Linked DNA regions of Homo sapiens: regions 1, 2 and 3 are each linked to region 4. The links are chromatin loops, found by intact Hi-C in ENCODE. Cell type or tissue: CD4-positive, alpha-beta T cell. All regions are shown on one strand. Links, peaks and the distances in the headings refer to the core of each region. The heading gives the core; the rest is flanking DNA.

Region 1 (4,000 bases), core at 1-4,000, 400 kb after region 4:
AGTGGAGATGATTTCTCTAGTGTTTGTGGAAATGGCTTCACCTTGCTTATCTTCCCCATCTCTACAACCATCAACCCTCTGAAGTACACACTCCAAAGACGGCAGACTCACAGGAGACCAAGGAATCCCAGAAAGTGGAGTTGAGTGAATCCAGGTGAGTACGGATGTTGCTCCTGCCCCTTCAAGAATTCTGTGTATCGCTGAGGAAGGGACTTTGTTCCCTTGGAGAGGGTGGGAAACAAACTGCTGGTCATCAATAGAACTCAAAACTAGAGGCCTGCAGCTTTTAACATTTTATATTCTCATTTAATTTCAAACTTACTGAAAAGTTATGAGAAAAGCATGAAGAACTTCTGGATGTCCTTTACCCAGAATCTTCAGTTGTTTAAATTAATAATTCTCTCTTTCTGAGAGAGAAGAGTTTTACAATAAGGATAAAACTTAATGTCTTACTGTAACCTCAGATTCTTCTTGGTGGGATAGATACATTTTGGCCATTTGTTTTTGAAATGAAGAATTTTTACCACCAGGGTTTTAGGAAACATTTTTATCTATGAATTTTGTTTACTGGACACCAAGAAACTCCATAGCCAAGTTTTACGTTTTTTCTTTTTATACTTTAAACACATAATACAGTGTATTTACTGAAAAAAATTTGAAACACATTGAAAAGTATTTAGAAAAAAAATTAAAATCAATTGTAACTCTATCCCTCAAGGACAACCATCAACTGTATCTTAAAATGCTTGAATCAGCTCGTATAGATCTCACTTTTTTTTTTGAGACCGGAGTGCAGTGTTTATTTTTTACTTTTTTACAGTGTTTATTTTTTACTTTTTGTAGAGACGGGATCTCACCATGTTGCCCAGGCTGGTCTTGGACTCCTGGCCTCAAGCAGTCCTTCTACCTGAGCCTCCCAAAAGGCTGGGATTACAGGCATAAGCCACTGTGCTTGTTTGATCTCATTCTTTTTAATGACTGCAGGGTTTCCATGGTATGGATGGGTAAAAATTTAATGAAATTCTCTGATGATAGACATTTGGGTTGTTCCCTGTTTACAGTAAAACAGTATTAAATTTATCAGTGTGCACTCATGCAAGTATAGCTATAAGGTGAGTTCCTAGAAATGGGCTCCCTGGGCCAAAGGATATACGCTTTTAAGGGTTTAGTAAGTGCTGTTAAATTGTCCCGCATTGACGCTGACCGGGTTACTATTTTACAGTGAATGGGAATGCCAATTTCCCACACGCTAGTACAATAGTTTAGCTTTAAAGGGGGCTCCTCAAGGGTAGCACTGCCATCAGAGGCAGATGTGTGTGTGAGAAAGAATATTGAGGGGACGCCTCTACTGTATTAATACTATGGATTTTCCTAGTATAGCTGTTTCCTGAGAGCATTTGGGTTTGTTTACTCCTCTTCCCCCTTTCTTCTGTCTGGGGCAGGTTGAAGGCATTCAAGGTGGCCCTCTTGGATGTGTTCCGGGAAGCTCATGCGCAGTCAATCGGCATGAATCGCCTCACAGAATCCATCAACCGGGACAGCGAAGAGCCCTTCTCTTCAGTTGAGATCCAGGCTGCTCTGAGCAAGATGCAGGATGACAATCAGGTCATGGTGTCTGAGGGCATCATCTTCCTCATCTGAGGAGGCCTCGTCTCTGAACTTGGGTTGTGCCGAGAGAGTTTGTTCTGTGTTTCCCACCCTCTCCCTGACCCAAGTCTTTGCCTCTACTCCCTTAACAGTGTTGAATTCAACTGAAGGCGAGGAATGTTGGTGATGAAGCTGAGTTCAGGACTCGGTGGACCCTTTGGGAATGGGTCATGAAAGCTGCCATGGGGTGAGGAAAGAGGAGACAGTGGGAGAGGACAATGACTATTGCATCTTCATTGCAAAAGCACTGGCTCATCCGCCCTACTTCCCATCCCACACAAACCCAATTGTAAATAACATATGACTTCTGAGTACTTTTGGGGGCACAACTGTTTTCTGTTTGCTGTTTTTTTGTTTTGTTTTTTTTCTCCAGAGCACTTTGGTCTAGACTAGGCTTTGGGTGGTTCCAATTGGTGGAGAGAAGCTCTGAGGCACGTCATGCAGGTCAAGAAAGCTTTCTTTGCAGTAGCACCAGTTAAGGTGAATATGTATTGTATCACAAAACAAACCCAATATCCAGATGAATATCCGAGATGTTGAATAAACTTAGCCATTTCGTACACATGGTCTTAATAGTCATAGTGTGTTTTTTATACATAACATTGAATTGTTTTCCTTGAGAGCAATCGTGCAGGGTTTGCTGCTCCCGCATTTGCAGCAAACTACCACAAGGTGGCAGCAGCCTGCTGTGATCTCTGGGGGTCATGTCTTCTCTAGAGGCAGTTTTCTTCTTCAGCAGCACCAGCGTTTATCAGTCAAAATTGATAGTATAGACCAAACCCTGCCAATTTAAAATAGCTAAATGGCCACGGGAGGCTAGTGAGTAAAAGTTCAGGAGAAGAATTGCCCCTCTGCCTGGCGCTTTTTGCCTGAATCTAAACTTATCCTTCATAAAGATAGAATACCCGATACGTCAGACACCTCAAAATCCTGGGAGTTCTTGCCCATAATGAGATCTTGTTACAGTATCTTTTTTTTTTTTTTTTTTTTTTTTTTTGAGACAGGGTCTCGCTTTGTGCCCAGACTAGAGTGCAGTGGTACAATCACAGCTGATGACAGCCTTGACCTCCTGGGCTCAAGTGATCCTCCTGCCTCAGCCTCCCTAGTAGCTGAGACCACAGACACGTGCCATCATGCCCCGCTAAGTTTTTATTTTTAATTTTTAGTAGAGATGAGGTCTGTCTGTTGCCCAGGCTGGCCTTGAACTCCTGGACTCAAGTGATTCTCCCATCTCGGCCTCCTAAACTGTGAGATTATAGGTGTGAGCCACTGTGCCCAGCCTACAGGATGCTTTTGAAACTACCTGGGTGTCCACTCTTTGGGGTTGGTTAGCCTGTTTGCACAGAAGCTTGTGATGGGGCCAGGGCGGGACTTCTGTCCTACCGTTATATGGTTTGAATAGCTTCTGAAGAATTTTTCAAGTTACTTAGAAGAATCATGTGACTTTATGGGGGGCCTCGGTCACATGGACCGGAAGCTGCTTTCTGGTGGCAGATGTGGCTCTGAAGTTGTGCCAGTTCTTGGCTGTAAGATTGCTGAGGTATTTTCTTTTCCATTTTTGCTGAGGGGTGATCCTTTACCACAAAGCAGGAGATATTCTTTGGTTCGTTAGGACAAAGGGATTTTTTTCTTAAAGGGAGTAGTACAAAATTATTGGGGAATTCTGTTTTATCTGGGATTTTTTTTTCCCCCTCACTGATGCGAGCGAGATCTAAGTCCTACTGGAAGTGGTCTAGAGAGCACAGTTTCAAAAGAGAGTGCAGTGGTACCAGAAGGAAGAATTTGCCATTTGTTGAGCATTGGCAATAAGTCAGAAGTTGTGCTAGGTATAGCAGTGGGTGCAAAAGTGGCGCTTTCTGCTCTGAGGCTTCTAGGCTGGGGATATGTCAATATGTTGGTGAAAATTTCAAAATATAAAGTGTACAGCTGGGCACGGTGGCTCATGCCTGTAATCTCAGCACTTTGGGAGGCTGAGGCAGGCGGATTGCTTGAGTCCAGGAGTTTAAGGCCAGCCTGGGCAACATGGCGAGACCCTGTCTTTATTAAAAAAAAATTAAGTATGATTATATACCAAATGAGGGCACACACAGAGATATAGGAATCCAGGGAGGACCATGAGGATGTCAGGTGCTACTGATGGGGTACAGCTATGAAGAACAGTTCTAGGAGTTCTTAGGGATCTCCTCAAGTGATTTGTTCTAGAAAGGCAAACATTCTGTCAATGGGACTCTTAGTCTGTCCTTCACCTCTGAGGAAACTGAGGCACAGAGTGGGGGGATATGTGCACCTACCATTGTGATAATAGCTGTAATATCAGGTTGACTTTGCTGACCATTTCATCACTCTTCAAGCT
Region 2 (8,045 bases), core at 1,842-5,841, 810 kb after region 4:
GAGGTAATTTTTTTTTTTTTTTTTTGGGACGGAATCTCGCTCTGTTGCCCAGGCTGGAGTGCAGTGGCGCGATTTCTGCTCACTACAGGCTCTGCCTCCCAGGTTCACGCCATTCTCCTGCCTCAGCCTCCCGAGTAGCTGGGACTACAGGCGCATGCTGCCACGCCCAGCTAATTTTTTGTATTTTTAGTACAGACGGGGTTTCACCGTGTTAGCCAGGATGGTCTCGATCTCCTGATCTCATGATCCACCCGCCTCGGCGTCCCAAAGTGCTGGGATTACAGGCATAAGCCACCGCTCCCGGCCGAGGTAATTTTTTTTAATGATCAACGTGGTATGCATGAGAAGATAGGTGAGGCAGGAGGAATTAAATGTGAACAGATGGATGCTTTTGAACAGAGATCTTCTTTTGGTTTGTAGTTAAAACTATTTTTAAAAAGTGGTTTAATTGACAGCACTTGACTAGGATTGCAGAAATATGAGTTTTCAAGGAAATCATAGCATTTTCCTAGACCAGAGACCATTATTAGTGCACATTGCTTGTGTGTGCCTAGGAGAGGTTTTCTGACCACTGACTATGTTTGTCCTCTTGGCAAATATCCTACTGATATGGGGTTGATTGTATCAAGCTCTAATAACTTAGGATCACCCAACTGCTGATTTCTTTTGAAAATAAGTTTGCAGGAAATCTCTTGACCCTCATGTGATTTTTCTAGGTAGACTTCCAAGTTGGGGAGAAATGTTACTGCATAACCAGCTGGAGTGTTCTGATGCATATAACACTTGTTTATTCAGTCAGAAAATATTTGTTAAACTCCCACTATATGAAAGGCACTTTTATTTCTTATGGTCAATCATTAACTAAAAATTCTGATTTATCAATTAGTCTCTCTTGGATTTAGGTCTTGTGATTTAAATAAATCACAAGATTTATTTAAATAAATCCAAGCCCATATGTCTCAGTAAAAACTGGAAGGATATACTTTTGGAACCTGAAACACTTATAATCATTCCCTGTACTTGAGGAAATTTAGATATTTCTAGTGTGTTTTATTTACTGACCACAGTACCTACTGTAGCCAATTTTGACATTTCTTAGTTCGAACTTACCTCTTATCATGTTTGTTTTACACTTATGTCCCCAAAGCTTATTTTTATTTGCTAAATATAGTTGGGCCAAATTGTTCCTGGAAAATATCCTGGGATTATGGGACTCATGGTTTCCATCAGGGGAAGAGAGAGCCATGATGACTGAGCGCAAATGGCTAGAAATTCTAAGAAGGGAAATTTAACATTCTAAAGCTTTTCTAAAGATTACAATTTAAAACTAAATCCCATATATGGAATGTTTTCTATTCGAAGATGTAAACACCCCATAACTGAAAGAAGGGGAGGGATGAAATATGGTGGGAATTCCTGCACTGAATTGGAAATTAGAACAGATGATCTTTGTGTTCATTCTGATTCTAAGAATATAGGTTGAGAATTGTCCATTAGTTCCAATTTAAATCCTGAAGGGGTGGGTGGGGAAGGGTGGACAACAAACCTAAGTATCTAAAACCCAAAGAAAGGAAGACATTTTCCCCTCCTCACAAGATTTCTAAAGGTTCAGTTAATGCTGCATAGGGAAATCTGAAAAAAGAATAGTTCTTTCATTCCCAAATGCCCTGAGCATTTTTCATCCCTTTCATTTCATTAGTTCATGGATGAAACAAATACATTTAATCTTGCAAGAAATATGTGTCAAGTGCTACATTGCCAGGGTCAATGATCTGTACCATGGAAGGGTTTTTGGTATGTTTTTAAATGACCGAATATCCTGAATAAACCTCTAGGCATTCAAATAAGTAGTGCAGAATGGTAAATCTGGCATATTTGAGGTTCTTAAATGAGACCTAAGTAGATGTTATTGGCCTTGGTGAGTGCTTTATGTAGATTATCTTTATGTTTCATAGTACCTATATGAGATCTATTCTATTGTTGCCTCCATTTTAAAAAGAAATGAATCTAAAGGTTAAATAGGTGCTGAAATTTGCCCAGGTTTACACACCTACTGAGTGCCAATCTAGATTTCAGTTGTTACCCATTTGTTCCAGTGCCCAAGTGTGCAACACTTAAAAAAGTTCCTTTTTGAATTATTCCACGGGCTTATAAATTGGCTTTAGATATACTCATGCCCCATCTCACTGTGAAAACCCAATGTCCTCTTTTGACTCATTTCCCTTACTTTGAGAATTTAATTATCTGCCTGCGGCAAAATGCCACAGTTAAAGATTCTCATGAAAACTAAACCAAAGGAGGAAGAACAGTCATAATGTGTATTGATTTTTTTTTTTTTTGGATTTTGCTTTATTTCTTTAGGTCCACTTTCACTCTCTTTTAGGGGTCTAATCATTGGCTAAATCTACTTATGCTTTAATGAAGTCTTAAAAATCATTTTCTGGGATGGCTGTATAGAATAAGTTGGGTAACTGGATTCACAAATTTCGAGTTCTACTTTGTGATACTCACATATTGCTTTTGCTCTACCCTGCCTCAGTCTCCTCATTTGGTAAAATGCAGTTCTTCTGAACGTTTTTATACGTTCTATATATAGAACTTTATATACATTAGAAAATGTCACTGGCTGCTTTTGGAAGATCTCATCTATGCATTGTTCATTCATATAACAAACATGATTTGGGTGCCACTGTGTGCTGGGCCCTGTGCCAGGGCAGAGGATACCAATAAGAAAGGGGAAAACACCTCTAACTTAGGGATCTTATAATCTATGTTTTTAAAAAGGCAAAGCCAAGAACACATAGGTACTGTAATAGCAGTGAGTACTAGGCATTACACAAGACTGCAGGAGAGGAGCAGGTTACCTCATCATTCTAGAGAAGGATGCTGAAGCCACTCCTGCTGGGCATTTTGAGCAGGACTTCTGAGAGTCTCAGCACCTAGGCATGTCAGGTCCCAGGCCTCTGTCAATTGTTCCTCATGTGAATATCCAATTACCAATAATAATGTTTTTTGCTGTTGATAAATCTGGTCCAAGGCAAAATTCTGGCCATAGACATTTCTTTGTTAAAATCATAGTATATAGTCTTGGTTCATACAAAATCATTAATGTGACATTTATTAGTGGTGGAGGTTGCAGTGAGCTGAGACTGCGCATTGCACTCCAGCATGGGCAACAAGAGCGAAACTCCGTCTCAAGGAGAAAAACAAAAAACAAACAAAATAAAAAACCTGAGAGTCACCACCTCCAGTTCACCAGGACATTGTAATTTGCAAATGATCCAATGGCAACTTCCCACTGGGTTGTTTTCACTCACACAGTGACTGCTAAAACCTCCCTAGACATACAACTAAAGAGGGCCTAAGACATATGTGGAGAGAATGGAAAGATGATTGCAATTGATGAAAGAGGAATGTATTGGATTCAGAATGAGCAAATAATCTCTCAACCCATTTTTTTTCCTTTTAAAATCACCTTAGAGCGAATACTCCTGAAGTTTCTTATGATTTAACCATGACTGACAGCAGAAATAAAACAACCACTGTCAATTATGTACGTGATACATTGTCTAACCCTCGTGGCTGGATGGCTCTGCTCTTGGACCAAGAGACCTACTCATTGCAATCTGAGAACCTTTGGATCAACAGATCTCTGCAGGTAACCCAAGGAATCCATTAGTTGGTATGCTGCATTCTCATTTGTTCTTATCTTTCTTTGTTTGAGATAATGGGTTGAAAGAGGAGCAGGTTATCTCGTTATTGAAAGTCTTGGCATATTCTGATGCAGATAAAGAAAACTTCAATAGTATTTTGGCCAGATGAATATAAGCTAAATATGAGATTTGGTTGCTTTTTAAACTTGAAAATTTTAGAATCTATTTATGTGTTATTGTGAATGCAGAATGGTTACGCCTGAAAATTTAAATTTATTAATACAATGAGAAACAACCTCTACACATCTTATAGCATTGCATTTCTTTAAAACTTATTGGTCAATAGCCAATTTACCCTAGAGAGAAGTGTTTGTAGCCAGAGAAAATGCCTTACCAAAGCATTTATACATTGCATACTGCCACCTTGTGGTCAAAGATTAACTTGCCAATCGAAGTCTGTATGAGTCCCCAGGCTGGATTGGGTTAAGGGAGACAAATAAGAGCAGTGAAGATAGAAATGGCCGTGTGGCAAGATGGCTTACTAGAAACAGAGACGTTCGGAGGCTACCATCGAAAAAACAAAACAAAAACATAATAAGCATGTGAAGCCTTCATCGGCAACCAAGGTATCCAGGTTCTCTTATCAAAATTGACTAGAAGGCTGGCGTGACCCACGGAGAGAAGGAAGAGCAGTGTGGTGCGGTGGCCCACCTGAGAGCCACACGGGGAAAAGGAACTCCGTTCCCCACAGCCAAGGGAGGCGGTGAGTGAGCCGCTACCCAGCCGGGGAAACTGCTTTTTCCACGGAATTGTGCAACCCATGGGTCGGAAGATCCCACTCGCGAACCCACACCACCACCCGGGCCTAGAGCCCTAAGCAGATTCTTACAGCCTCTCAGCTGGAATCTGCTTAAGCCTACCAAACTCCCGCGGGGAGGGGCGACCAGCACTGGCTGCAGCTGCCTGCTGTCTAAGCCATTTGAGCTCCCAGTTTGGAGCTCAGGAGAGGCAGCAGCCAGCACTGGGACTTGCAACTGCCTAACATGCTAAGCTCTGTGGATGGGGGAAAGGCAGCACCCATTTCTATAGCTCTAGGCTGCGTTTTTTCCCTGTTGGAGCCAGGGAGGCTGGATGGCTTTGTCCCAAGACTTGTCCCCACAGCCCAACATACCAGCTGTGGCTGTCTGCAGCCAGAGTGCCTCTTTGGGCCTAACTCTGACCCATCCTTCCTCAGTGGGCAGGCAGGGCTTCCCCGCAGGATCTCCAATAACTCCAGCCAGAGGCTCCGGGACAGAATTCATATCTCCCTGGGTCTGAGCCCCAGGGGGAGTGGGTAGCTGCAGTCTCCGTGGACCAGCAGACTTGGCCTGTCCTCCTGATAGTTCTGAGGAATCCCGGCAGCCCAGACGAGTGGGTTTCCCCCCAGTGAAACACACCCTCTCCACCAAGGGACAAAGTGCTTTGTTGAACGGGTCCTGCTCCTCATGCCACCAAACTGGGTGAGATCCTCCAACAGAGGTTGTCAGACACCCTATACAGGAGCGATCCTACTGGCATCAGGTTGGTGCCCCTCGAGGTCAGAGGTCCCAGAAGGAACAGACACCCATCTTTGCTGCACTCCTGTCTCCTTGAGTGACATCTCCAGGCATGGGAGCAAATCAGATGAATAGGGCCTGAAGTGAACCCCCAGCAAACTGCAGCAGCCCAACAGAAGAGGGACCCGAAAGAAAAACAAACAAGCAGAAAGCGACAACAACAGCATCAACAACAACAAAAACAACAAAAAGGCCCCCACAAAAATCCTATCCAAGGGTCAACAGCCTCAAAGACCAAAACTAGACAAGCTCAAAAGGATGAAAAAGAATCAACGAGAAAATGCTGAAAACCAAAAAGGCCAGAGTGCCTCTTCTCCTCCAAATGATCACAACATTTCTCCATCAAGGGCACAGAACTGGATGGAGGATCAAATGGATGAATTGAGAGACGTAGGCTTCAGAAGATGGGTAATAAAAAACTACAATGAGTGAAAGGAGCATGCTCTAACCTAATGCAAAGAGGCTAAGAACCTTGATAAAAAGTTAGAGGAATTGCTAACTAGAATATCCAGTTTAGAGAGGAATATAAACGACCTGATGGAGCCAAAAAACACAGCATGAGAATTTTGTGAAGCACACACAAGTATCAACAGCCGAATTGACCAAGTAAAAGAAAGGATATCAGAGTTTGAAGACCACCTCACTGAAATAAGACATGCACACAAGAAAAAAGAATGTAAAGGAATGAACAAGGTCTCCAAGAAATATGGGATTTCATAAAAAGACTGAACCTATGATTGATTGGAGTACCAGAAGGAGACAGGGAGAATGGAAAAAAGCTGGAAAACACACTTCAGGATATTATTCAGGAGAAGTTCCCCAACCTAGCAAGACAGGCCAACATGCAAATTCAGGAAATGCAGAGAACACCATTAAGACACTCTATGAGAAGACCAACCCCAACTCCATGAGAAGACCAACATATAATTATCAGATTGTCCAAGGTCAAAATGAAGGAAAAACTGTTAAAGGCAGCCAGAGATAAAGGCCAGGTCACCTACAAAGGGAAGCCCATCAGACTAACAGCAGACTTCTCAGGAGAAACTCTATAAGCCAGTGGAGATTGGAAGCCAATATTCAACATTCTTAAAGAAAAGAATTTTCAACCCAGAATTTCATATCCAGCCAAACTAAGTTTCATAAGCAAAAGAAAAATAAAATCTTTTCCAGATAAGCAAATCCTGAGGGATTTCGTTACCACCAGACCTGCCCTGCAAGAGCTGAAAGAAGCACTAAATATGGAAAGGAAAAACCGGTACCAGCCACTATAAAAACACACCAAAATATAAAGACCAATGACACTACAAAGAAACTGCATTGACTAGTGTGCAAAATAACTAAATTATATCAAGATGACAGGATCAAATTCACACATAACAATACTAACCTTAAATGTAAATGGGCTAAATGCCCCAATTAAAAGACACAGATTGGCAAATTGGATAAGGAGTCAGGCACCCATCAGTGTGCTGTATTCAGGAGACCCATCTTATGTGCAAAGACACACACAGGCTCAAAATAAAGGGATGGAGGAAAACTTACCAAGCAAATGGAAAGAAAAAAAAAAAAACAGGGTTTGCAATCCTAGTCTCTGATAAAACAAACTTTAAACCAACAATGATCAAAAAAGACAAAGAAGGGTATTACATAATGGTAAAGGGAACAATGCAACAAGAAAAGAAACGCTAACTATCTAAATATACATGCCCCCAATACAGGAGCACCCAGATTGATAAAACAAGTTCTTAGAGACCTACAAAGAGACTTAGACTCCCACACAATAATAGTGGGAGACTTTAATACCCCACTGTCAGTATTAGACAGATCAATGAGACAGAAAATTAACAAGGATATGCAGGACTTGAACTCAGCTCTGGATCGAGTGGACCTAGTAGACGTCTGCAGAACTCTCTATCCCAAATCAACAGAATATACATTCTTCTCAGAGCCACATGGCACTTAATCTAAAATCGACCACATAATTGGAAGTAAAACACTCCTCAGCAAATGCAAAATAACTGAAATAATAACAAACAGTCTCTCAGACCACAGTACAATCAAATTATAACTCAGGATTAAGAAACTCACTCAAAACCACAAAATTTCATGGAAATTGAACAATCTGCTCCTGAATGACTCCTGGGTAAATAATGAAATTAAGACAGAAAGAAGTTCTTTGAAACCAATCAGAACAAAGAGAAAATGTATCAGAATCTCTGGGACACAGCTAAAGTAGTGTTAAGAGGGAAATTTATAGCACTAAATGCCCACATCAGAAAGCTAGAAAGATCTCAAATCGATACCCTAACATCACAATTAAAAGAGCTAGAGAGTCAAGAGCAAACAAATCCAAAAGCCAGCAGAAGACAAGAAATAACTAAGATCGGAGAAGAATTGAAGGAGTTATAGACACAAAAAACCCTCCAAAAAAATCAACGAATCCAGGAGCTGGTTTTTTGAAAAAATTAACAAAATAGATAGACCGCTAGCTAGATTAACAAAGAAGAGAAAAGAGTCAAATAGAAACAATAAAAAATGATAAAAGGGATATCACCACTGACCCCACAGAAATACAAACTACCATCAGAGAATACTATAAACATGTCTATGCAAATAAACTAGAAAATCTAGGAGAAATGGATAAATTCCTGGATGCATACACCCTACCAAGACTAATCCAGGAAGAAGCTGAATCCCTAAATAGACCAATAACAAGCCTTGAAATTGAGGCAGTAATTAATAGCCTAATTAATAGCCTACAACCAAAAAAAGCCCAGGACTAGATGGATTCACAGCT
Region 3 (8,045 bases), core at 2,730-6,729, 600 kb after region 4:
CTAAAACTGACAAAGTGGTGCTTATCCTTCTTATTCCAAAAGTCGTCTAAAGAGGTAGAGGAGCAAGAATCTTGGAATTCATCTAAAATTTCTCCTTCCTCCTCCTTTCCATATCTGTTCAATCACCAATTTCTGCCAGTTTTCTCTCTTATTTATGATGTATCTGTACAGCAACTCTCCATTTCTGGACCCCATCACCTCTTGTGTTACATGCTGCAGTGGTTTCTAGAGGCCCTGACTTGCCCTCTGCCCCTTCAAGCCCCTCCCTGGCTTTCTCTACATCAAGCATATATCTGATGCATGGTTCCTTCCTATTCACCATCCTCTTATGGCTTGCTATCCCCTACTGGAAATGGGGCAAACTTCTGACCTCCTCCTTGTCTGTTTCTCCAGCTTTATCTCTGTCTCTCATACTCCAGCCACACTTAACATGCACTGTGCAATTTCTTCTGTCCACACTCAGGCTATCTTTTGCTTTAAATGCCCTCTCCTTCTCCTCTTCGCTAGGCCACTTCTAATTCATCCTTTAAGACTCAGATTAGTGTCATCTCTAAACATTTTCTTCTACACCTCAATACTCCCATCCTACTCCCAAAGTTCTCTATTCTTTCATATACTCTCTAATTTCTCCGACCCAAGGTATTAAATGATAGTTTTGCATACCTGCCTTACCATGCTGATCTTCTCGAGGACAGGAACTATTTTGTATTCATCTTTATATTCCTAGTACCATATAATAGGTGCTCTGTGAATGTTGAAAAAAATTATCAAATATCTACAACTATGTTAAAAGTTTAAGAACTTCATAAATTTTGTTTTTGATCTGTGTAATTTTGAATGCATAACAAAAGAATGTGTTAATCTCTACGTAAAGCTGATACAAAATTCCAGTGCTAGTGTAAAAAAAAAGAAATTATAAAATAGTGGGTTAAAAGCAGGGGGTTATTATGGTTTAGTGGTGAATTTTGGTATCTGAGTGTAAGGGATCAATCTTTGCCTCCATATGTCTCCTCTGCTTTGTCTCATGGGCAAAAAGCATTATAAAATAACCTCCTAAAATGTCTATTTTTCAGGGGTAACCATTCATCATTAGCTTTTGTACCTTCAGTTTACACAAAATGCAACTCCTCTTTTCTCTGGAGGGAATGAATCTTAGAAATGTCAAAGCTTGATCGTAGGAGAGGAAAGAATGAGATAAAGCTAAATTCTGAGGACTATGTGTCATATTACTGTAGGTAATTTCTTTTTTTAAATTTTTTATTTTATTTTTTCTTGAGACAGGGTCTCGCTCTGTCACGCAGGCTGGAGTGCAGTGGCACCATCTTGGCTCAGTGCAACCTCCGCCTCCTGGGTTCAAGCAATTCTCCTGTCTCAGCCTCCCAAGCAGCTGGGATTACAGGTGCACACCACGGAACCCGGCTAATTTTTGTATTTTTAGAAGAGACAGGGTTTCACCATATTGGTCATGTTGGTCTCAAACTCCTGACCTCAGGTGATCCACCTGCCACTCGCTTCGGCCTCCCAAAGTTCTGGGATTACAGGCCTGAGTCACTGTAGGCAATTTTAAACAATCAGGAGCAGCATGAAAGAACTGGGTATGAGGTGTGAGGTACATGTGGGGAAGGAGCATTCAGTGTGGGAAAGAGTGGGAGGGTCCTAAAGACAGTGAAATTCATTCTTCTGCTTAGAGCAAATTACAGATTCATATGGGTGAACTGAAGCCTTTCCCAGTGTACCCAAAGTTGATTCCTCCTTGTGTTGTAACTTACTGTTCCCTGACTTGTCAATATTGTCCTTGAGGTCAGGAGACAGATTTTCTGAGAAAATGTCATGGTACTAGGGGCTTTTGCTGATACCATGAATGATTCCACATTTCCCCTTCCTTTCAAATATTGATCCTCGATAATATATACTTCTGGTCTTTTTCTTATTATGTGCATTTTTAAATAGTTATTACTAGAAAAAAATTCAACTGTTGCTGGACTTAGAAAGTTAAAGTAAGAAATTATTAATATCTCCTATTATTATATTATTATCTAGGTCATATTCTGGTCTATATTTGGAAGCTTACTTTTTTTTTTTTTTAACTCTTGCAGAAATATTATCTGTGTTTCCAGAAACTGGGAGCCTTGGGGGAAGAACAAACATCACAATTACAGGAGACTTTTTTGACAATTCTGCCCAGGTTACCATTGCAGGTAACTATGATGAAATGGCTGAAAATAGTTCATAGTTTTAGATGCTCTAGGAGATTATATGTCTGTATGGCATGAGGGATGCAGGAGGAAGCAAGCTTTGCCCCTTCTGACTCATCATGTTTGATAAGTCATGTGTTTGGTTGAGACCAGGTGGGATTTTGGTCCTACAGTACATGGGTCACAGGAATGGAATGTCCTGCAGACACACTCACAATGCATAGGCAATTCCCTCAGGTGCCCCTATCTTGTGAGTGAAGAGAAAGAAAGAAATACAGCTCCTTCTTGACAAAGGTTTACTTCTACTAAAAACAGCCCCTCTCTTCACTCTCCCTTGTTAGCTGTCTTGATATAGACAAGCAGGAGTGGGTGGGCATTTGCTATGCAGATTACTCTGGAAATCCCCCGCACCCCAACCTTGGCAAACCCTTTTATGGACCTGTCTAGAGCCTTTTGTTTTGCCAGGTCCTGTAGCAGGTGGGATGCCTCTGTAGTTGGTGACACCAAGGGTGTCCTCACACTGTCATGTCACACTTACCTCCCATGCTCAGTTAGGTGGTTCAGTACGTCCCCAATGAAGAGCACTCCATTGCATGGCTTTCCTTCTGAATACTCCACGCTGCCCTATGCTCTGCTGCTCTGCACTCTCTCTTTTCTCCTTCAATTGGGGTGACAACTTTCGCTATTCCATCCACACCCAGCCCTTTGCCTTAGAATAGGAGCCTGTCTACTTCAGTCTGGTCTTGCCATCACATCTCCCGACTGCCTCTCTCTCTCTCTGTCTCTCTCTCTCTCTCTCTCTCTCTCTCTATATATATATATATATATATATATATATATATATAATTATACATATACCCACACACATATACATATATATGTATACCTACACACACACACATACATAAATTTCTTTAATTCGCTTTAGGCATTCCATGTGATATTAGACACGTGTCTCCCAGGAAGATTGAGTGCACCACTCGGGCTCCAGGAAAAGATGTGAGGCTCACCACCCCTCAGCCAGGTAAGGAAGCCACCAGGGCTGTTCAATAAACTCTGAATATCTTTAATCATGATGGGCTGGCGAGTAGAAATAAAAGTGTTTGAATTCTTTCTCATCTATTTGACTGGCTTACTCAGTGAGCCCTGGGTCCATGATACCATTGTCAAGGCTCTCCTTTCAGGAAGGCTCTTAGCTTTATTCAGGTGCTTAGTGACATTGCACTTCTAGCTCCAGCCAGCTGTATGGCCAGTGGCGTCCAGAAGAGACCATGGTCTAGAAAGCATAACTGCCCTCAAGATATTGTTATAGCTACTGGAAGAAACCCCCAAACTGCCCGCCTTCATTCAATGGGTCAGTTGCACGTCCACTGGCTAAGAAGACAGGAGCGTTAGAGTGTGCTCTGCTATGCTCAAAACAACAGCATTAGACAAGGTCGGAGAGTAGGGCACAATGGGATGCATTTAAATATGAATTTTTCTCTCTTGTGGGCATCTGTCTGCTGCTTTGAGAAACAGGGATATATTGTGATGTTGCCACCAGGTTATGCCTGAAGTGGGCAGAAATGGAGGAGGCAAGGGAGCTTCCAGCTGTCCTTCTCTGTTTAAAGCATCCACCCTACAGCAGCAAATTAAGAGCACAATACTGGAGCACTTTTCTGCTGAGCATTAGAACTGAAGGCTCAAGTGTAGTCAGGGATGAAGGGCAGTTGGTATGTTACTCAGCCAAGAACCACAGGCTGCACATCTGTGCCCAAGGGCCTGACTTAATGGTTAAACTACAGGCAGCGAGAGTCAACTCTAGAGGCACAGCACCTACAAGGAAAGTTGCCCAGCAGGGGAAGAAACCTTTCTAAAGAAAGGGCATTCAGGTGTGAAAATGCATGCAAAGTTTTGGCTTGAGAATTCTCCAGCTCCCAGATCTGCAGTTTTTACTCAGGGAAAGCTTCCATCCAAGGAAACAAAACTACTGAAACAAGTAATCAAGATAATGTGTGTTTCCTGTCAGGAAATAGAGAGTCTGCTCCCTTTTTCAGTATTTCCTGCTTTAGCTACTTGGGTAGTGGTAGGATAATTTCCTGAATGCAGCTGGTTTGACAGTTAGTGTTGTCCTTTATGAAGGGCTTTTGAAGTTTCTTCCACAGAAGCTGGGCGAATTACTATGGAAACCAATTGTTCTCAACCAGGGGCAATGTTGCCCCTCGGGGGACACGTAGCAATGTGTAGAAACATGTTTGGCTGTTAGACCGGAAGTGGTGGTGGTGGTGATGATACTGACATCTAGTGGGCTGAGGCTGGGAAGGCTGCTAGACATTGTGCAATGCATAGGACACCCCCTCACAACAGTTACCCAGCCTAAAATATCAATAGTGCTGGGGTGGAGAAACCCTGGTTTAAAGTAATATTTTCAAAATATGCTCTTACTTTTCTGTTTATTCCTTATCCACCTCTCCCTTTTAGGAGTTGTTGAGGAACAACAGTATTAGTTTAAAATAATAATTACCATAATTACCTTTATTGAGCACTTACTGTATTCCAGGCTCTTTGAGTATATATTTTCCCTTGGTCCTAGTGTATTATTGCTATTTTATTATTGGTCCCATTTTGATGCATGAGAAAATGAAGATGCAAGGACATCAAGGAATTTGCTCAAAGCTACACGTCTAGCTGGGATTCCAGAGTTTTGCCTTCAGCCCAAGTTAGCATTCAATATTGATTGCACCTGTGCCTTTGGCCTCAGGGTTTGCTTAACACAAAATATAAATTAATACAATATCATTTAAAATGTCACATAATAGCAGCATGCCACATATTTGGCTCTGTGTGCAGGTCCACAAATTGAGGCCATGACACTTGAGAAACTTAAGGATTGCCAATGTTATGGGGAAAAAAGACTTTAGAGAATTGAATTTCACAGCAGAACTGGGACTTAAAAGATACTGAAGCCCACTTCTGGCTTTGGGAAGCACAAAGCCAAGCCACGTCACCAGCACACAGTCACATTGTCCTCCTTTTACTCAGCCTCAGCTTCTGTTTGCTCATTCAATTCACATTTTCTCCAGGACTTGATTCTCTTTTCTAGGAACTCTTGCTAAAAAAGGCTAACTCCTAACCCATGGAATGTTTATTACTTTCCGGAACATTTGTATTTCATATTAACTACAGAACCTTTCATATAACTACTCTATCTGGCTCTAGGTTGACTTACCTTTACAGGTAGCATCTGGGTCATCTTTCACCTTGTAATTTAAAATAAAGTAATTCCCCAATTTGGGAAGGTGCGCCCTGTAATGTTTATGCGATCTACATGTCTTACAGGCAATCGAGGGCTTCTTTTTGAAGTTGGAGATGCTGTTGAGGGACTGGAACTGACTGAAGCCACCCCAGGGTACAGGTGGCAGATTGTCCCTAATGCCAGTTCTCCATTTGGGTTTTGGTCACAGGAAGGACAACCTTTCAGGTATGTTGTAGGAAAAGTGGGAGCCCACATCAAAAGCACCTTTGCTAACCTAGGTGAGGCTAGGAGACAGATAAGGAAGGTATCAAGATTTCCAGGAATTTATAACACTAGCCAATTCAACAACAACAGAGTTTGACAGTATTCTCAATCAGTGTTGGTCATGCTAGTGCAGGGACAAATTTTGATCAATATGTAATATGTATATTTTCCACAACTTAGTTTACAATCTGTTTTGGAGATGATTATCAACTAGAACATTGAGCTGAGCAGGCCAGGAGACTGGAAAGACAGCAGAGTAAAACATGCTTTAGGTACCTGGTTAAGAGGTAAAACTAACATCTGGTTGATGCCAAAGAAAGATCCAAGAATTTGCCCTTTGGGTACATGAGGGAGCAAAGCCTAGGCAGCATGCTGTAGGAACAGCCTTCCAGTGCTGAAGGTCAACCCAATGGCCCTTGTATAGTAGGGGAAGCTCTTGCGGGTTCTGTGAGACATTGTTTTCAGTAGTAGTGATGGCATCATGATTCTAATTTTCCTGTTTAATGGTGTGTAATTCCTTTAGTCTTTTTAGTCCCTTCAAGGATGTAGCCAAAATTTCTAGTATTCTAAAGTAAACTTAAAAATATAAAAGCTTGAAAATTGCTTAGACACACTGTTTCCTTAGTGTGTTCTCAGTGTATATGTTGAAGGATGGATCCTTTACTGAATGATGGATCTCTTTTCCCTTTGAAATCCTTCTTAGAGAGGATGACTGTGACTCATGAGTGTGAATTTCAGTCAGTCTGTGACCTCCTCCAAATATTTTACCATTTTATTAGGTTGGTGCAAAAGTAATTGCGGTTTTTACCGTTGAAGGTAATGGCAAAAACCGCAATTACTTTTGCACCAATCTAATAGATTTCAACTCAGTTGTGTAAAGAAAAGCTTAGAGAATTTTTAGGCATTGAATAAGCCAAGTAGGGTTGGTAATCTGTGAGCAGGAAAGTGTCTCCTGAAGCCTTACTTACTAGGTACTTAACCATGAGTTTATGGTTTTAAAGTGGCAGTTAAGGCTGGATGCTATGGCTTGAGCCTGTAATCCCATCTACTTGGGAGGCTGAGACAGGAGGATCGCCTGAGTCTAGGAGTTTGGGACTAGGCCCTGTCTCTAAAACGTAAAAAATAAAAAATTAGCCAGGTGTGATGGTGTGCACCTGTAGCTACTTGAGAGGCTGAAGTGGAGAATTGTTTGAGCTCAGGAGTTAGGGCTGCAGCGAGCCATGATCACACCACTGCACTCCAGCCTGGGCAACAGAGTGAGACTCTGTCTTTAAACAAAGAAACAAATAAACAAAAATGTGGCAGTTAATTTGTGGTCCATTGTAGCACCTAATAATTCATATTTATCATAGTTTTTAACGACCATTTAATAATGTTCAAAGGAAAATCTTTCAGCTGCATTTGGTGTATTTGGGAGTGTTAAGGAGTGAGTCAGCCTACCCCAAAAGGCAAAAGAACATTTTGACTTCTATAGTAAGTGTTGCAGGGTATGTCCCTTTAACTGCCATTTTGAGGAACCACAAGCCAGGTAGTAACTAATTTTCCATTCCCTCTCTCATTAATCTCTTTAAAATCTAAAAATTTTAAATTAAAAAATTAAAATATTCATTTATTGGTAAGTTAATATAATTATATTGTGGACTTTTAAAGTAGTTATGTTTGAAGCTATTTTTAGGTATGAAATTATCTCAAAAATAAAGATAATGTATGTACATTAAAGCAAAATTTAAAAACATCTTTATATTGATCATCTGAAGATTTAAGAAAATAGCATTATCAGAAAATATTCTTGGTATTTATTTACAGAGTCTAATCAGTTCTTTAACTATATCTGCCTATAATATTAGGTTGCTGGAATTTAAATATTAAAAATATTATCTTTTAAAAAATGTTTTATGAAATTGCCTGTAATCTTCTTCAAAGTTGCATTTGATGGGTTTTAATTTGAAATTGTTGACATTTTGAATTGACGCTTATCTGTGGATCATAATATTTTTAATTAGAAAAATGCTCTCTGCAGGTGTTGAGGTAGCTGGTAAGCTCAGAGCAAATTCTCATAAGCAATCTGTCTTTATTTCTAATAATAAGAATAGTATTTACTATAGATTGAGCTTCTACCATGATCCAGGGCTTGCAATAGCTGTGTTAGGTGGTTTTGTCAGCTAAGCTTCCGTATAGCTGTGTGCTGTGGCTACAACTTTCCCAAACATGACACAACAGCAAGGGTATTTGTGTCCAGTGTAGAGATGTATTGGGCTACTGAGACTAGGCAGGTGCTATATCTCTTTCTAGAATATTCTGGACAATTGTGTGGCATAAGAATCAGGTTGTTCTTCTTTATTACCATAAAA
Region 4 (8,045 bases), core at 1,959-5,958:
CTGTTTTCAAGTCAAAGTACCTAACAGCTAGAGGGAACATATTTTTGCTGCCATGATTTGGCATATTACTTAAAATTGATGTACTGTAGAAACCAGGATTGTTGGTGAGATATGACAGAAATTGGCTTTATACTGTAAGGAGCCAACACATCTGTTATCAAAAAATTTCCCTTCTTCTTTGTCCAGAGGATATTTTAGCTGCAATTCTTGAATCAGGAAATGAAACTTTACTCAGTTTCATAGAGCAATCAAGGGAACGCTATGACAATGCAGGCTTATTTGCCTGGTATGCCCATGCTAATTCAGCAGCTGCTATTTTTGACTGAGCATTGGTGTCTTTTGGGGAAACAAAGGTATTTTTGATTGGTTTAGAAGCATTCACCTGTCCCATCTTACTTGTGAGATTTGCCCTCCATATGTGCTTGCACATCCCCTTCTCCACCATGTCCAATCTCAAATTTTTTTCTGTATATTATGTAGTATGCTCTGTTTTGGTTATTTACCTTCCTAGTTCAGTAGTATGTGTCCTTCCATCCATCATCAAAATTACATAGTCGTTTAGCCTTCTTCTTCAGTGATGGGGTCATGGTTGCATTGGTATTATAACCATTCTCATTATCTGACCTCTTAGAAAACATGGTCACAATATTCACAATGTTAAAAAATTAAACTAGCACTATCTTGTTACAAAGCACACCAATTAATCCACAGGCAAAGTCGAAGATGAACTATTAATAATCATTATATACACTTAAGCCACATCACTTTGAATGATGCAACGATGGATGGATGACCATTCTGAACTACAAATTATGGTTGCCAGTATCAGTGGTCAAATGGGTGACAACAAGTAAAGATGAATAATCTGTGCCGTATCCATTTGATAGACAATGTTGCTTTCAGACCCTCTAAAACTTACGGGTTTTGTGCATTTCCTCCAACCTTCCACACTTTGTTGCTAAAACCAGGATTATTTACATTCCAGGGAAGGGTCTCCCAGGACACAATGCTCTCAATGCTAAAATGGGATGGTTGGTTACCCTATTGGGTTGCCATTAACCAAAGGGCTACCTCTCCAGAGGCAGGAGGGGAGGCACATGGAGGTAGAGACTCCTCACCTTGCTTCCACTGATGGTGTTAAATTTCTCCAGAATATTTCTCACAGGTTCCTCTTCTTTGGGGGGTGACGAAAACAAGACATTGTCTTTTGTTAGACTTTGGATCCACTGAAAGTTCAATGGCCTCCATCTGGAAACACAGGCAAAGCTCAGGGCCAATGCCTTCCCCTGGCTCAGGCCCTAAAGGGAACTCAGAAAAGGCGGCCCTCCAAAGGCAAGAAAGGAGGTGAGAGCAGCTCCACTGACAACTCCACCAGCCAAGGAAAACAGAAAAAAGCATCCACTGGTGGCTGGTGGGGAGCATAAACCATATCCTGGGGAGAAATTCACCTCCCCAAACTCACCAAAGTACTCCCTTACCTTCTCCTCAGTGGCTTTGGGAGTTCAGGTGCCCTGCAAAGATTTTCTTCACAGGATATTTCTTCATGACAGTGGCTTTTTGGGGGTCCATGCTATGGCAGCCCAGCCTGTGCTCCTTCTGCTCTAGGATCTGTTCCAACAGAAGGGTAAGTGGATCAATCATCCAGATTTGCCAAGGACTAAGGGGTTTGGGGACTTTCAGGGCTAAAACCAGAAGTAAGGAGTTTCCTAGGAAGCAGGACTGTCAGTGCTAAAACCACAGCTAAGGGATTTCCCAGGATGAGGGACTTTTAGCATTAAAACTGGGACGGTTCAGTTTCCCAAGATGTAAGACTTTCAGTGCTAAAACCTGGACAATTTCTTCTGAGAAGGGGGTTAAGTAGACTCTGGTTCTAATTCTGTTTGGCATTTCTTAGTAGCATTACCCGAGGCAGGTTCTTTCTTTCTGAGCCACAAGATTCTACCACAGGTGGAATACACAAACTACAGGTGCACAAAATATTTTATCCCCTCCAAACACACCACCCTCTACCTAAGCCTGACTTCCCAATTTTCTCCAAAACAGAAATCCACCTGGTTTACCTCAACACATATAAATCGGTCCTCACTCCCTCTGAACCTTTTGTCCATGCTCTGAGTTTTCTTCCTGGCCTGACAGTCCCAGTCTAAGACTTGCTTCCTCCAGACATAAAGCTGCGCTACAGGGTTGGAATCCTTGCTGTTCCACGCTTTACTCACTATGTGGTCTCTTCTAGTTGCTTAATCCTCTCTGCATCTTAGTTTTTCCTTCTGTAAAATGGCACTGAAATGCTTATCTAAGAATCTTTGGGTGTTTTTCTAATCCTTATATGTGAAGCATTTAGTGCAGGGGCCCAAACAGGTACTAAATGTCCACTCTCCCCTTCCTGGACCACTCCCGCCCATATATTTAATACTTTTCACTTCCCACTTAATCCATACAGGAACAAGTTCCTAAACTCTGCTTCCCCCAGTGCACTTGGCCACATGCAGCTCAGACAAAATGATCATGATCCAGGAATGCCTTCTCTTGGAAATGCAATCCTGCACACACAGACCTTTGATGGAATACACAGCTTACCTTCTCTACGGGGGCTGCAGCTTTCAAGATAGCAAACGTCAACCCTCTTGGTCTTCCAGTGTTGGGATTCATTTTGGGGGATGGTCCACGACCTCTTCAATTGTGGTGAAACAGTCTTTTGGGTCCTTTTTGCTGGTATCCCAGCTCTGGTTCATTGGTGAGACGAACGGTAGGGTGAGACACATGGCCACGAGAAGTCTTACGACAAAGCCATGCGCTTAGAAAGTCTTACAAGAAAGGCAAGAGTTTGGGAGGGCTGGATTTCCCAAAGCTTTCACTGGGAGGATTACAAATAAAGCTACCACCCATGGCAAAGTGTCTACACCCACCCACTCTGGGTCTGCAAAGATTCTACCTCCGACAGCTGTTCACAAATCTACTCTACCTCCTTACTGAGATCCACCTTGGTCCTAACAGAACTTAACATCACCACAAACCCCCAGGGTGGGAGAGGAAAAGGAAAGGCAACCTCTCAGGGCGCAGGCCCCATGCACTCGTCACAGGTGGAAGTTAGTCTAAAAACCCTCTTATCAAAGGGCTGTCGTCTCTTCTATCCCTGTCTTCCCCGGCGCTTAGGTGTCGCTCTCAAGGAACTCGGTCTTCCTGGGCAGAGCCCGCGGTCAGATCCTGACTCCGAGCCCAGGTGGAGGGAAGGAGAGAAGAGGAAGGGAGGGATGGGAAGCCTTGCCCGGGTCGGAGCGCACATCCTCCTCCCGAGTCTCCGCTCTCTCCCCTGGGCGGCTCCTGGACGGCGCAGACGTCGATCCCACAGGTCCAGCCAACTCCCACAGCACCTGCCCCGCGTCCCCCTAGTTCTTGCCGCCGTTCTGGTTGGCCTTGGCGCCGTTCTGGCCCCGCCCCGGCGACCCGCCGTCGGCGGCTGCCTCGTATGGGTTCTCGGTGGCGCCCGTAGTCCCCAAGACCTTCTTCCTCTAACTTGCTTCTAACACACCCGGCAGGGGAGCAACCGCCTCAGCCTGGGACAGCCCGGCTTTGTGGGAGCAGCGGGCGCGCTTTATAAGGTCCGAGTTAGGGGACGGACCCACCTTGCCCAAACTACATGTTTATTGGCTAGTTTTGCCTGACACTCAGCCAGGCACCGCTGTCCCATTGGCCGCGCTCTAAATCCCGCGGATTTGTCCTCTAGCAACGTCTCAGAGCCAGGACCCTGGAGAGGGTCCAAGAGATCCCGCGGAAGGATTGCAGGGGCAGGTCCAGGGCCAAGAGGCTCCCATGCGCCCTCCGCCCGCCGAGCCCGCAGCCTCTCGACCCCGCGCGTCTGTGTCAAGGCATGGCCAAAGTGAGAAAGAGCCAAGACAAAACAAGTTCAAATAGCAATAGCAAAACAACCAAAAGGAAATTCAAGGAAAGCAAATATAAATGAGAAAAATATAATTAAGCAAAAATGAATGTTCGCAAAGGCAAGACAAAAAACCAAGTCAAGGAGTAGGTTCAAAGAAAAGATGAAACGTGAATATAATTTAGGATATTTATACCGATTCCTATTGAAATCTCGACAAGTAAAAATTTTACTGTCAGTGAATCAAACTTTCATCCTTCTTGCCTTTCCTATGAAAGGGCAGCAGGGGGCACTAGATGCTAGGGTTTGATTCGGCTAGGAAAGGCGTTTTAGCACGTTATTTGCAAACACAAAATAGTGTTCTGTTAAAGTTCAGAGATAGTTATAAAAGTTAACAGGAAGTGGGGAAACTAGAGTGATGGTCTACAATCTGGGATGTTAAAGAGACTGAATACAGTCACAGGTTCTTAGTTTCTGTTTCTGGCTGGGCCAGTAAAGCCCCTTCCTCATCCCTCTTTTCAGCTTCATTAGAGACAGAAACTAAAAACCACGGCTTCAGGCTGCTAAAAGCCTAAAACAAAACAAAACAGAACAACAACGACAACAGAATAAGGCGGGTTGGACAAGCTTAGTACATAGAAGAATGTGCGAAAAAGGTATATGATTTCTGTACACCCTGTTGGCTAAGTAGTACAGTGTCCTGAAATACTGGGAGGGTGGCAATTACAAAGAGTAAGGGGCAGTTTTTCAGAGGTGAGCTCTGAAAAAGATGCAGGACAGTGGAGAGTGACCACCAGGGCGCCAGGCTGACTCTCTGTCCTCAGCCTGCCATATGGACCCGTTTTGAACTTTTACCAAGGCCATGGGACTTTCCATGCTAAAACCAGGACCGAGGGTTTCCCAGACAAGGGACTTTCCTATAAGCAATAATGGTTACAATAACAACAACAACAAACAACAAACACTTAATGAGTACCTATTGTGTGCCAGGAACTATTCTAAGCATTTTACAAGTATCAACTCTTAATCTTCACAACAACCCTTGAGGTAGATACTCTATCCTCCCTACCTTACAGAGGTGGAAACTGAGGCAACTCACCAAAGGTCATGCAAACAGCTAAGAAGTGTCAGATCCAGGCTTTTTGCTTGTTTTTTGTTTTTGTTTTTGTTTTGAGAACGGAGTCTCACTCAGTCTCCCAGGTTGAAGTGCAGTGGTGCGATCTCAGCTCACTGCAACCTCTGTCTCCCAGATTCAAGCGATTCTCATGCCTCAGCCTCGCGAGTAGCTGGGATTACAGGCACTCGCCACCACGCCCGGCTAATGTTTGTATTTTTAGTAGAGATGGGGTATCACCATGTTGGCCAGGCTGGTCTCAAACTCCTGACCTCAAGTGATCTGCCCACCTCGGCCTCCCAGAGAGCTGGGATTATAGGTGTGAGCCACCGTGCCCGGCCCAGATCCAGGTTTAAGAAAAGTGTAGGTGTGCAGGCTCTGCTGTCATTCTGTCCGGGTTTAAGTCAAAGCTCCACCACATACATTAATACAGGAAAATACATAACATTATGACTAGCACGTAAGAGATACTCAATAGTATTTGCCATTATTATTAAAAAGAGTTGTCCCTGGTATCCAGAAGCTTAAACTTTAGTGGAAGAGGTTCATAAGAGTCTTAAAGCAGTAGTAGTGCTTATTGGATGGGTGAATGGAATAGATAATAAATGCATATAAGCATCCAGAGGAGGAACAGTTCTGAAATAGAGTGGTCAGGTATTCAATGTGGCACCCATTTAAAATTCTGCCTGAGCATCCTGCATGTCACCATTAGAAGGCAGCTTCTGCTTCTCAACAGCTTGAGCTAATCATTACAGTCTTGGTATTTGATGATCACAGGCATGTGTATGTTTAACTAAAATATACTCTTCTGGGCTTTTTTTAAGAGACAGGATCTCACGCTGTTGCCCAGGCTGGAATGCAGTGGCAAGATTATAATTCACTGTGGCCTCAAATTCCTGGGCTCAAGTGATCCTCTCATCTTAGCCTCCCAAGTAGCTGTAACTGCCACACCCAGCTAAGGCGATCAATTGTTATTTGTCACTACTATTCTGTTAAAAAACGGTGTAATATCTACTTTTTTAACTGGAGAAAGCATTTATTATTATTTTTTGGAGTTAACATTTATTAATTCAACAAGCAACTATGAGATGTCAAGCCCTGGAATAGGACTTAGAAATCAACAGACTGCCATGTCAGAGACTAACTCTGAAGTAAGGAGAGTGGGAAGGGCTGTTATTTTAATTGAAACCTGAAGTCTGAGAGGGAGCCAGCAGGCCAAGAGCCAGGGGAGCCACAATGCGGGCAGCGAGAATGGACCAAGCAAAGGCCCTGGGTGGGGAAAGGGCTCTGTGCCTCATAAGAACCAAATGATGCCGCTTAGGGCTGAAGATTTGTGAATTAGAAGCAGAGTGAATTGGTTCAGCAACAAGCTATGTTCACAAAGAATCTGGGCTGAATATGGTTTCTGCCTCTGAGTCTTCTATTTAAATCAAATGGGCTGTGCAGTCTCCAGATGTTGCTGAATGGAAACTTTGCATGATGGGGTGAGAGGTAATCTTTGTGTGTAGCTTGTTTTTCATTGGTTGCCCTTAACTGAATTTAATGCAACATGTCTCTGTACATTGAAGGCCAGAAGAGCCTCTGTCTTGGATGACATGACTACTGACTCTTCTATTTGGCTTTAACAGTAAAAGAACTGTGTTCTTCTCTATGGTAAATGGATTTACATGCATTCACTGGCATATATGGACAAGACAACTTCATCTTTTCTAAAAGAGATTTTCTTGGAAATAAAAAACAAAAACAAATATTAAAGATAACTCAATCTTTCCTATTCTGTTTGTCCCCATGGAGCTGCTACTGTACTTGTGATTCTTGGAGTGTAAAAATCAAACAGGAAATTGGCTTGGTGAGAAAGAAGACTTGATGTGCAGGGCTAATCTATGTGTCTACAGGTCTCTGTGAGCAAACAACCTAATGCAATGAAAATGGCATCCTTCAGGAAAAACAGATTATCTTATCTGATAAGGTTGCCTCTTCTCATTACATTAATGTTACTCTGATAACACATTTTAAACAATGTTTTTAATTTAAAAGAAAAAGTCCCAAGAGAAGGCTTAGACTGAAAAATAGGGCATGATAATACTTGAAAATATGCAACTCAGGAACCTTCTAAAATCCTCTCAACAATGCAATGGGACACGCTCACTGTTAAGGTCAAATTGGGTACAAGTTTAATGAGAGAAACGGTTCAGTCCCTTTCTCCCTCCTTTCTTTTATAGTTTGTTCTAAGAGGGCTGCTCGTTATAACAAGTTTAAGCGGGATCTCTAAGAAATTTCATAGAAAGGGCTGGGCACAATGGTTCACGCCTGTAATCCCAGAGCTTTGGGAGGCTGAGCCCCCAAAGGGCATATGGCTTGAGCCCAGGAGTTTGAGACCAGCCTGGGCAGCACAGTGAAACCCTATCTCTACAAAAAATACCAAAAACTTGCTGGGTGTGGTGGCATGCCTGTAGTCCCAGGTACTTGGGAGGCTGAGATGGGAGGATCACCTGAGCCCTGGAGGATGAGGCTGCAGTGAGCCAGGATTGTGCCACTGCACTCCAGCCTGGGTGACAGAGTGAGAGACCCTGTGTTAAAAAAAAGAAAAAAAAAATTCTTGGAAATAAGGGGAGTGAATATTAAAGGGATCTGAAATGCCAGCCAGGTGTAGATGAAGTGTTACTTTTGAAACAGAACAACACACCTGTAACACCTTACGCAGACTGTGGAACACCTAGGAGCATTTTTATAGCTCTCCTCTCAGGGTTCATTTCATAAAGATTACAGTAGCCCTCTTATCCATGGAGAGTACATTCCAGGACCCCTGGTGGATGCCTGAAACTGAATAGTACTGAACCGTATTACAGTCTACTATGTTTTTTTGATCTGATAACCAAGAGGGCTACTAAGTGACTAAACAAAAGGTAGCATAGACAGCATGGATATGCTGGACAAAGGGATGATTTTCATCTCAAGTGGGCTGGAGCAGTTGGTGTGAGATTTTATCATGCTACTCAGAATGGTGCACAATTTAAAACTTATTAATTATTTCTGGAATTTTTCCATTTAATA

What was found. Peaks named below come from ENCODE experiments on the same cell type or tissue, not always from the same donor. Only the 100,000 strongest peaks of a DNase experiment are listed, where the experiment ranks them.
Region 1: it touches region 4 in a loop (8-fold over the local background); 9 of 110 quality-filtered maps call a loop at or near these places.
Region 2: it touches region 4 in a loop (14-fold over the local background); 3 of 110 quality-filtered maps call a loop at or near these places.
Region 3: it touches region 4 in a loop (9-fold over the local background); 6 of 110 quality-filtered maps call a loop at or near these places.

What each region holds. Positions count from the first base shown.
Region 1 is chr6:52,262,229-52,266,228 of GRCh38, reverse strand. MCM3 (minichromosome maintenance complex component 3) reads left to right here. Exons shown (of 17, transcript NM_002388.6): 16 at 85-154; 17 at 1,443-2,214. The coding sequence ends at 1,641. Among named protein-coding and RNA genes, the nearest start is that of IL17F, 20 kb to the right of the region's middle. RefSeq lists a silencer at 1,440-1,859. In CD4-positive, alpha-beta T cell, for the core only: CTCF peaks have their summits at 2,114 and 2,316 (motif pointing right); a DNase peak (open chromatin) is centred at 2,328.
Region 2 is chr6:51,851,506-51,859,550 of GRCh38, reverse strand. PKHD1 (PKHD1 ciliary IPT domain containing fibrocystin/polyductin) reads left to right here. Exons shown (of 67, transcript NM_138694.4): 49 at 3,481-3,658. Among named protein-coding and RNA genes, the nearest start is that of PKHD1, 230 kb to the left of the region's middle. RefSeq lists enhancers at 4,010-4,533, 4,534-5,058. In CD4-positive, alpha-beta T cell, for the core only: CTCF peaks have their summits at 3,855 and 4,055 (motif pointing left); a DNase peak (open chromatin) is centred at 4,090; H3K27me3 peaks cover 190 bases.
Region 3 is chr6:52,060,129-52,068,173 of GRCh38, reverse strand. PKHD1 (PKHD1 ciliary IPT domain containing fibrocystin/polyductin) reads left to right here. Exons shown (of 67, transcript NM_138694.4): 12 at 2,097-2,198; 13 at 3,124-3,219; 14 at 5,514-5,655. Among named protein-coding and RNA genes, the nearest start is that of PKHD1, 23 kb to the left of the region's middle. In CD4-positive, alpha-beta T cell, for the core only: CTCF peaks have their summits at 4,286 and 4,500 (motif pointing left); a DNase peak (open chromatin) is centred at 4,463; H3K4me3 peaks cover 514 bases; H3K27ac peaks cover 586 bases.
Region 4 is chr6:52,659,952-52,667,996 of GRCh38, reverse strand. LOC730101 (a long non-coding RNA gene) reads right to left here and starts at 3,596. Exons shown (of 3, transcript NR_024405.1): 1 at 2,578-3,596; 2 at 1,479-1,608; 3 at 1-1,248. RefSeq lists enhancers at 3,021-3,140, 3,512-3,806, 4,738-4,837 and a silencer at 3,512-3,806. In CD4-positive, alpha-beta T cell, for the core only: CTCF peaks have their summits at 3,937 and 4,137 (motif pointing right); DNase peaks (open chromatin) are centred at 3,626, 4,166 and 4,746; H3K4me3 peaks cover 1,361 bases; H3K27me3 peaks cover 411 bases.